Linked DNA regions of Homo sapiens: region 2 is linked to region 1. The links are chromatin contacts, found by Hi-C or POLR2A ChIA-PET in ENCODE. All regions are on one chromosome and are shown on one strand. Each heading gives the region's core, a stretch centred on a gene start or an enhancer-like site at or near the end of the contact. The rest is flanking DNA. Distances are from core to core; before and after follow the strand shown. Region 1 has its middle 53 kb from the start of EIF5A2. Region 2 overlaps PLD1 (phospholipase D1).

Evidence for each region. A loop is a pair of places that touch in the nucleus more often than their neighbours do. ChIA-PET counts read pairs that join two places held with the same protein, here RNA polymerase II (POLR2A). Pooled maps may share reads with other maps.
Region 2: a loop to region 1 is called in a pooled map, with 3 times the contacts of the local background. The contact joins two enhancer-like sites. A Hi-C loop is called at or near these places in 1 of 168 maps with a recorded cell type or tissue (K562) and 3 of 50 pooled maps. POLR2A ChIA-PET finds 5 or more read pairs at or near these places in 2 of 52 experiments (HEK293 and activated T-cell).

What each region holds. Positions count from the first base shown.
Region 1 is chr3:170,959,838-170,963,653 of GRCh38, reverse strand. No RefSeq gene overlaps it. Among named protein-coding and RNA genes, the nearest start is that of EIF5A2, 53 kb to the right of the region's middle. Within about 2 kb of position 1,618, at least 2 of the 41 ENCODE cell types and tissues checked have a DNase peak (open chromatin) inside an H3K27ac peak, as active enhancers do.
Region 2 is chr3:171,612,958-171,616,773 of GRCh38, reverse strand. The region is part of intron 24 of PLD1 (phospholipase D1); the gene reads left to right. Among named protein-coding and RNA genes, the nearest start is that of TNIK, 150 kb to the right of the region's middle. Within about 2 kb of position 2,038, at least 2 of the 41 ENCODE cell types and tissues checked have a DNase peak (open chromatin) inside an H3K27ac peak, as active enhancers do.

The DNA of each region.
Region 1 (3,816 bases), core at 369-2,868:
ATTTTCTGACCCTTGAAAACATAAATGATTTACTCAAGAGTACCTATCTAATAAACAATAATACTAAATATTGGACCCAGATTTCTAAATGCAGTTACCTTTCTATTTCATTACAATCTTGGTATCTACTAGATTCTTACAGCTCTCCTACTTGTATTCCCGCCTCCCTCCTTTCCTGAGCATGGTAACCCCACTCTTCAACCCTCATTTTTTTCTACCTGGCTTTCTTACCTTTTCTGACCTCCGATACTGTCTTCTCTTGGGTTATCATTTGGCCTTCTTATCCTCTGGTTCTATGTTAGGCCCAAGTAACAATGTTAGAGCCTGAAATTCCTTCCTTCATTAATGAATGTACACAATGGAATAACATTAGGAATATAATTTCTCTCCTAAATATTTTTATTGTTTGCTTAATATAGGTGCTCAGAGTTAAAACTTAGGGGGAAAAAAGATAGCAAGAGAGAAAATTTAAATCGGTCAATCTCCAAATCTAGAAATATATCTCTGCCATCAATTTTAGTATTTTCTCTATGCAAATCTTTTCTTCTATTAAAAAGCATTATGTCAACAATATGGTGTATTTTTTTTCCTATAATAACACTGGGGGCCTCTTTCTATGCCACTAAATATTGTTCTCGAGCACCATTTTTAATAGCTCCATAGTAATTCATTGTATGGATATATTAGAATGTCTTTAACCAACTTTGTATTGTTGGTTAGGCTGCTTCTAATTTTTAGCTTTTACAAACATATTTTGTAACATATACGAAATATTCTTAAAGCAAATCTTTGATCATTCTTTTCATGTTTTTACCTAGAAGAATATATAGATCAAATGACATTCAAGAATTTAAGGGTTTTGACAGACTCAAATTGAAAGGAAATTTTACTTCAAATTGATAACTTTTTTTTTTGGTAGGTGGGGCTGCTAAGCCATGAACATCCTTTATCCAGGTTGGTTTCTCACTATGGTGGCCTCTCATTGCTTATCTGTGAAATGAACAACCAGAGTAAGGCTGGCAGTTGGTGGTAATTAGTCAGTACTTTTACCACTACTATAAACTACTTCTGAATAATCTTGAAATTCAATTCCACTGACCTTTAGTAAATTCCACATCATATTAAACACAATCCAAAGACTATAAACATAAACTGCCTACCTTGGAGGTGTTTATAATTTAGTGTACACACATTATTATGTAATACAAAATGTTATCAGTTTGGTAAGAAAATTTAAAAGTGCTGTAGAAAGAGGAATATTTCTGAGTAAGGTGTTTGGGGAAATTGTCATGAGGGAAATGATATTTAATTCAGGCTTCAATGATGGGCAAGGTCAGATTTTGAACTGGCAATAGGCAGAAGGGCATTGGGAGTATGGAGACACACAAAGCAGAATAGTCAGTGGCAAGAAAGTGTATGACATTTATTTGAAAAAAAAAGGACAGCAGTCAATGTTTCTCCTGAGTAGGGTTAATGCAAGGCAACAATAATAGATACACTGGGAAAAGAAGATTGGTATCAAACTGTAAATTCTTTGCTGAGGAGTGGAAACTATTTGGAGGGGAATAGGGAGCTGATGAAGGGGACAGAAATGCTGCACGAAGGTTACTCTGTGAGCAGTGTGGATCACAGTGGCATCTGGTGTTGGGAATTATCACAGTAGCTCTTTTGTGAGAAGAAAATAAGGGCCTGGAAATGAGAAAGGTCGAAGAGAAGGAAACTGACAGCCAGAAAACGTATAGCTGAACCTCTTCAAATTGTGTAAAATATAATAATGCAAGCAAGAGTAAAATTGGCAAATTTAAAAAGCTTGATTTATAGTCTATGTTCCTCCCACCCAAATTTTTCCTAAATTAATATGCAACTGTCAGCACAGATTGTTTGCTGTTAATTTAACTACATTTGAAAAGCTTTAGCACCACCTGGTGATGAAAACTCAGATCGACTCCAACAACCCTAAATTCCATCTTTTTTTCTGCCAAGTTTTTATTTTGAAAACATTTCAAACATACATAAAATTTTAAAGAATACTGTAATAACACCCTTACACCTTCATCATATTTACCAATTGTTATGTTTTGCCACATTTGCTTTAGTTCTTCCTCTATGTGTTGAACCATCTGAAAGTAAACTACAGACACTAAAACAATTCAAAAACTGTCAGCATAAACTTCCTGAAAGGATACCCTCTGCATAATGACAATACCATCTCCTTACCTGAAAAATTAATAATTTTACACCATCATCTAATATGCAATCTATATTCAAATCTTCCAAGTTTTCATCAAAAAAAATGTTTTTAAGTTTGCATTTTTAAGGCCAGAATGTAATCAAGACTTACGCTTTGCATTTGGTTGACATGTTTCAGGGGTCTCTTTTAATCTAGAGCAATTCTCACTTTTTATTTTGGCCTTCCATGGAGGCCTTTGCTGACTATCTTATCCAAGATCCACCCTACCCCCATTGGGGTAGGGTGCTTTTCTGTCTTTGCTTTTCTGCCCCCATTTTACTTAACATTTATTGACACTTAGCATTTAGCGGCTTTCCCTCTTCCTTTTTTTTTTTTCTTGCCTGTCTCTTCCCACTGAAGTATCAGCTCCATGAGAAGAAGGATTTTGTTTGTTTTGTTCACTGCCCACTGCTCCATCCTCAGTATCCAGAACAGTGCCTGGTATACAAAAAGTGCTCAATAAATACTATCTGTTGAAGGAAAGCATTGACCTCTGGGAGTTTGATTATTAAATGTCTTGAGGTAATATTATTTGGGTTAAATCTGCTTGTTATTCTATAACCTTCTTGTACTTGAATATTGATATCTTTCTCTAGGTCTGGAAAGTTCTGTTATTATCTCTTCAAATAAACTTTGTATCCTGGACTCTCACTCTAATTCTTTTTTAAGGCCAATTACTCTTAGATCTGCCCTTTAGGGGCTATTTTCTAGATCTTGTGGGCATTTTTCCTTTTTTTTTTTTTTGAGATGGCATCTTACTCTGTCGCCTAGGCTGGAGTGCAATGCGGCGATTTCGGCCTACTACAACCTCCACCCCCCCGGTTTCAAGCAATTCTCCTGCCTCAGCCTCCAAAGTAGCTGGGATTATAGGTGCCTGCCACTGCACCTGGCTAATTTTTGTATTTTTAGTAGGGACGGGGTTTCACCATCTTGGCCAGGCTGGTCTTGAACTCCTGACCTCGTGATCCACCCACCTCAGCCTCCCAAAGTCCTGGGATTACAGGAATGAGCCACCGCGCCCGGCCAAGCAGGCATGTTTCATTCCATTTTATTCTTTTTTGTCTCCTCTGCCTGTATATTTTTAAGCAGCCTGTCTTCATGGTCACTAATTATTTCTTCCACTTAATCCACTTTGCTGTTGAGAGAATCTGAAGCTTTCTTCCATTTATCAATTGTATTTTTTAGCTTTGGGATTTTTACATGATTTTTAACAATTATTTCAATCTTTTTGTTACATTTATCTGACGGGATTCTAAATTTCTTCTCTGTGTTATCTTGAATTTCATTGTCTTTTAAAACACCTATTTTGAAATCTCTGAGAGATTACATGTCTCTGTCTCTCTGGGATTTGCCCTTAGTCTCTTATTTAGTCCATTTGGTGTGGTCATGCTTCCTGGATGTTTCTGATGCTTGTGGATGTTTGCTGGTGTCTGGGTATTGAAGAGTTAGGTATTTATTCCAATCTTTGCATTCTGGGCCTGTTTACACCTGTCCTTGAGAAAGCTTTCCAAGTATCCAAAGGGAATTGAGGGTGTACAGCAAATCACCATGGCCACATGTCTACCTATGTAACATACCTGCATATT
Region 2 (3,816 bases), core at 789-3,288, 650 kb before region 1:
CAGGACTAAAATCAGAGTGTGAGCAGGGCTGTTGCATTCTTTTAGAGGCCGTTAGGGAGAGTCCATTTCCTTGTTTCTAGAGGCTGCCTGCATTCCTTGGCTCACAGCCCCTTCTTCCACCTTTAAAGTCAGCAACATTCTATCTCTGAAAATCCCCAAAAGTCTCAACCCATTCTTCTGTAATCATAACTCAGTCTGACTCCCTTTCACTTTTACAGATCTTATGATTGTATTGGGTCCACCTGTATAATCCAGGCTACTCACTCTATTTTTAAAGTTAGCTGATTAGCAACCTTAATTCCATATACAGCCTTAGTTCGCCTTTGCCATTGAACATATATTCACAGTTTTCGGAGATTTGAACACGGACATTTTGGAGAGCTGCTATTCTGCATACCACACAAGGATTCACAATTTCTAAGTGAGACACACAAAATAAGCACAAACCACAAAGGAAAGATAAATCCAACTGCATTAAAATTCAGAAATTTCTTCATTAAAAGGTACTGTAAAGAGAATAAAAAGATAAACCACAAACTGAAATATTTGCAACCCATTTAATACACAGAACACATAAAGAACTCCTATAAATCAATAAGAAAAAACAAATGTCCAAAGAAAAATGGGCAAAGAAATTGTATAGGAACTTCATCAAAAAGAACATACCCAAGCCTCATAAGCATGTGAAAAAATGTTGCTTCTCATTAACATGAGACAAATAAGAGTTTTTAAAAATACCAGACTGGCAAACAGTTAAAAGTTGGGCAATCTAAGTATTGGCATGGCTGTGGAGCAATACAGACTCCCCTCCACTGCTGTTGGGAGTGTAAGTTGGAAAACATTCTGGTGTTACCTAGTAAAGTCATACACCCTGCAGCTTAGCAACCCACGCCTACATACAGAGCCTAAGAAACTCACACATGTCTATACCAAGAAACAAATACTCAGCTATGTAGAGCAGAATTGTGCATCACAGCAAAACTCTGGAAGCAACCCAAACATCCATCAATAGCAGAATAAATAAAGAAATCCCTAGTGTGTTCATTCAAGGAAAAGAAATGCATTACAATTATGTACAGAAAAATCTCAAAGACATAAGACTGAATGAAAGAAGCAAATCTCAAAGGACTATCTGATATATGATTCCACTTATATAAATTAAAAACAAGTCAGAAGTAAACTCTTTTTTTGTTGTTTAGGAAAACATTCAGAGCATGATGAACACAAAGTTAAACATCAAGTCTTCCTCTTGGGGAGGGAAGGGTATGCATGGGAAGGTGCACAAAGCCTTCTGGGATGTGGTAATATTGTTTTTGGCCAGGGTAATAAATTCAGTGATGACTATTTTATTATTGCTTAAGTTTTACACACATATTTTCATATAGCCTTTTGTATTTTGCCATATTCACAATTTTTAGAATGTTTTCTAATAGCACTCAGAACAGGTCATATAAACAAGAAGGATGCTTATAGAGTAAAAGACCAAAATTCCCCTTATTTTCTTCTCTCTCTTCACTGAAAAGCACCTACTATTGTTAACAGTTCAGTGTGTATCTTTCTAGATCTCTTGTTCTGTCTTCTTCCTCATATGTTGTATAAAAATAGGGTAATACTACAACTGTTCTTCTGAATTTGATTTTCAGAATACAGGAACAAATGGAGGGAGCATTTACATCCATCATATCTTATTATATCTAATTTATTCATTCATCTAAAATTTTCTCATTTCTTTCCTCACATGCCTATTAAATAGCAGCCAACACACTTATTTAATGTGGTGGAGAGTCAGTTATCTGGGTAATTCCATGTTGGCCCTTAAAATACAAGAACGACACCCTCTGTCTAATAATTCCAGCTCAGAATGCTGGAAATGTATTCCTCACCTCGGGAGTGTCGGGGCCCACTGTGGTGGGAGAGGAATGGGGGCGCGTGGGAGAATGTGTGTGCGGAGGGGGCTTTCCAGGCTGGCTCACATCCCAGGTTCTCCTGACCCGAAACAAAGCAGTGATGTCAGTTCAATCCAGCAGCCCCCGCCTGACAGCGGCCTCTGCTGGCTCCAGGGGCACAGTAAAAGTCCTAAAGTAGCAATATGGGATCTTCAATCTTTGAGCTCCTACAGTTCACACATGGGGCGATTAAGCCAGAGAGGAGGCTTCTTTAAACAAATGCTACATTCCATCAAATGGTCGGTTCCTATGGCAGCATTCTCCGGTGCAGTTATTGTAGAGTTAACAAGGATCTGATAATAATGCCAGTAATAATTAACATTTGTAGAGCAGCTTGTAAATCATTAAGTGCTTTCACATGGTCTTACTTAATTCCCACAATATCCCTACAAGGTCTATATTATTATCTCAATTTATGAAAGATTATATTAAAGCTGAGAAAGATTAAGTGAATTGCCCAAATTAATGTTGGGGCAACTGTCAAGCTCAAAGATATAGCTGCAAATTTTATAGCATAACCACGATGTAAGTCTATGTATAAAGGATGATTTGGTGCTAACAAAACAAAGTGTTTCAAAGGTTCCCACTTTTCAGCAGCACTCCAGTAGCATTCTCACATTTCTGTAGGGTGCTCGATCCTTTCTCTGTTACCCAGGGCCACCATGGGGAAACACTCACATCCATAGTCATCATAGATTTATATATTAACCACATGACAATATTCTGGCAACAGGCAGTAAAGTCTCTTCAGGAAAGGGCAGCTTTTCTCATTCATCTCACCATTTGAGCTCTGGTAGGGCTGCTGTCACCTTATAGCTCTGGCTGCTCCAGTCAGAGGGCCGCCAGGGTGCCTGTTCAACCTGACCCTTCTGCTCCACGTCTGAAGAAGCAGTGGAGTTGTTGCAGCTAGAGCAAGAGGAACAAGAAGAGTCAGTCAGGCCCTTTCTGTAGTTTGCAGGACACCTCAAGGATTCAAATGCATGAATCTGCAGAGATTAATGCAAAAAAACGTGATGAGGTTCCTGAATACACAGCAGAGGACTGCAGAAAGCACAGGTTGAACTAATAGCAAAATATTTGCCCTTCACATGTAAAAGTCAACATTCTCAGCTCACTTGGATTTAAAAAAAAAAATGGACTCCTTGAATGAACCAGGTATTGAGCTAATAAAGAGAATTAATAATTTTAAAAAATAGAATGGAGGAAAGTTGCTACAGAAGCTATTGGCATGCTACACAAGTGAGGGAGGCAAGAAAGCAGAAAGCCCAAAGCCACAAATGACAATCTGTATTTGAGATTATACTCTATTAATTATGAAGGTACTCTTGAGTTTTGACATTCACAGTTATGTGACTTTGAGTTAAAGCCTACAGAGAGCCTGATTCTTAACTCCAAAAGCAAAGCCATCTTTCCTACTGAACTGGTAGGCATGCCTTTTTTCAAGTGCTTGATGATTGTAACAGTTAGAATCTTTTGTGCCACAAGGTAGAAAACTCAACTAGAAGTGTGTGTGAAACAATAAGGAACAATGTAGAAAATAAGGAAAATATATTATTTCACATGACAGAAGGTAAGAATATTCAAAGGTTGGCTAATTCAATGACTTAAAGACCCAGAATCTTTCTTCTTTTTTAATTGTTATTTTTATGTTTTGTTTAGAGATGAAGTCTTGCTCTTTGGCCCAGGCTGAAGTGCAGTGGTGCAGTTACAGCCCACTGCAAATTTGAAATCCTAGGCTCAGGCGATCCTCCTGCCTCAGCATTCCGAGCAGCTGGGACTACAGGCATGCGTCACCACACTCAGCTAATTTTTAAAAACTTTTTGTAGAGACCAGGTCTCGCTATGTTGTCCAGGCTGGTCTCAAACTCCT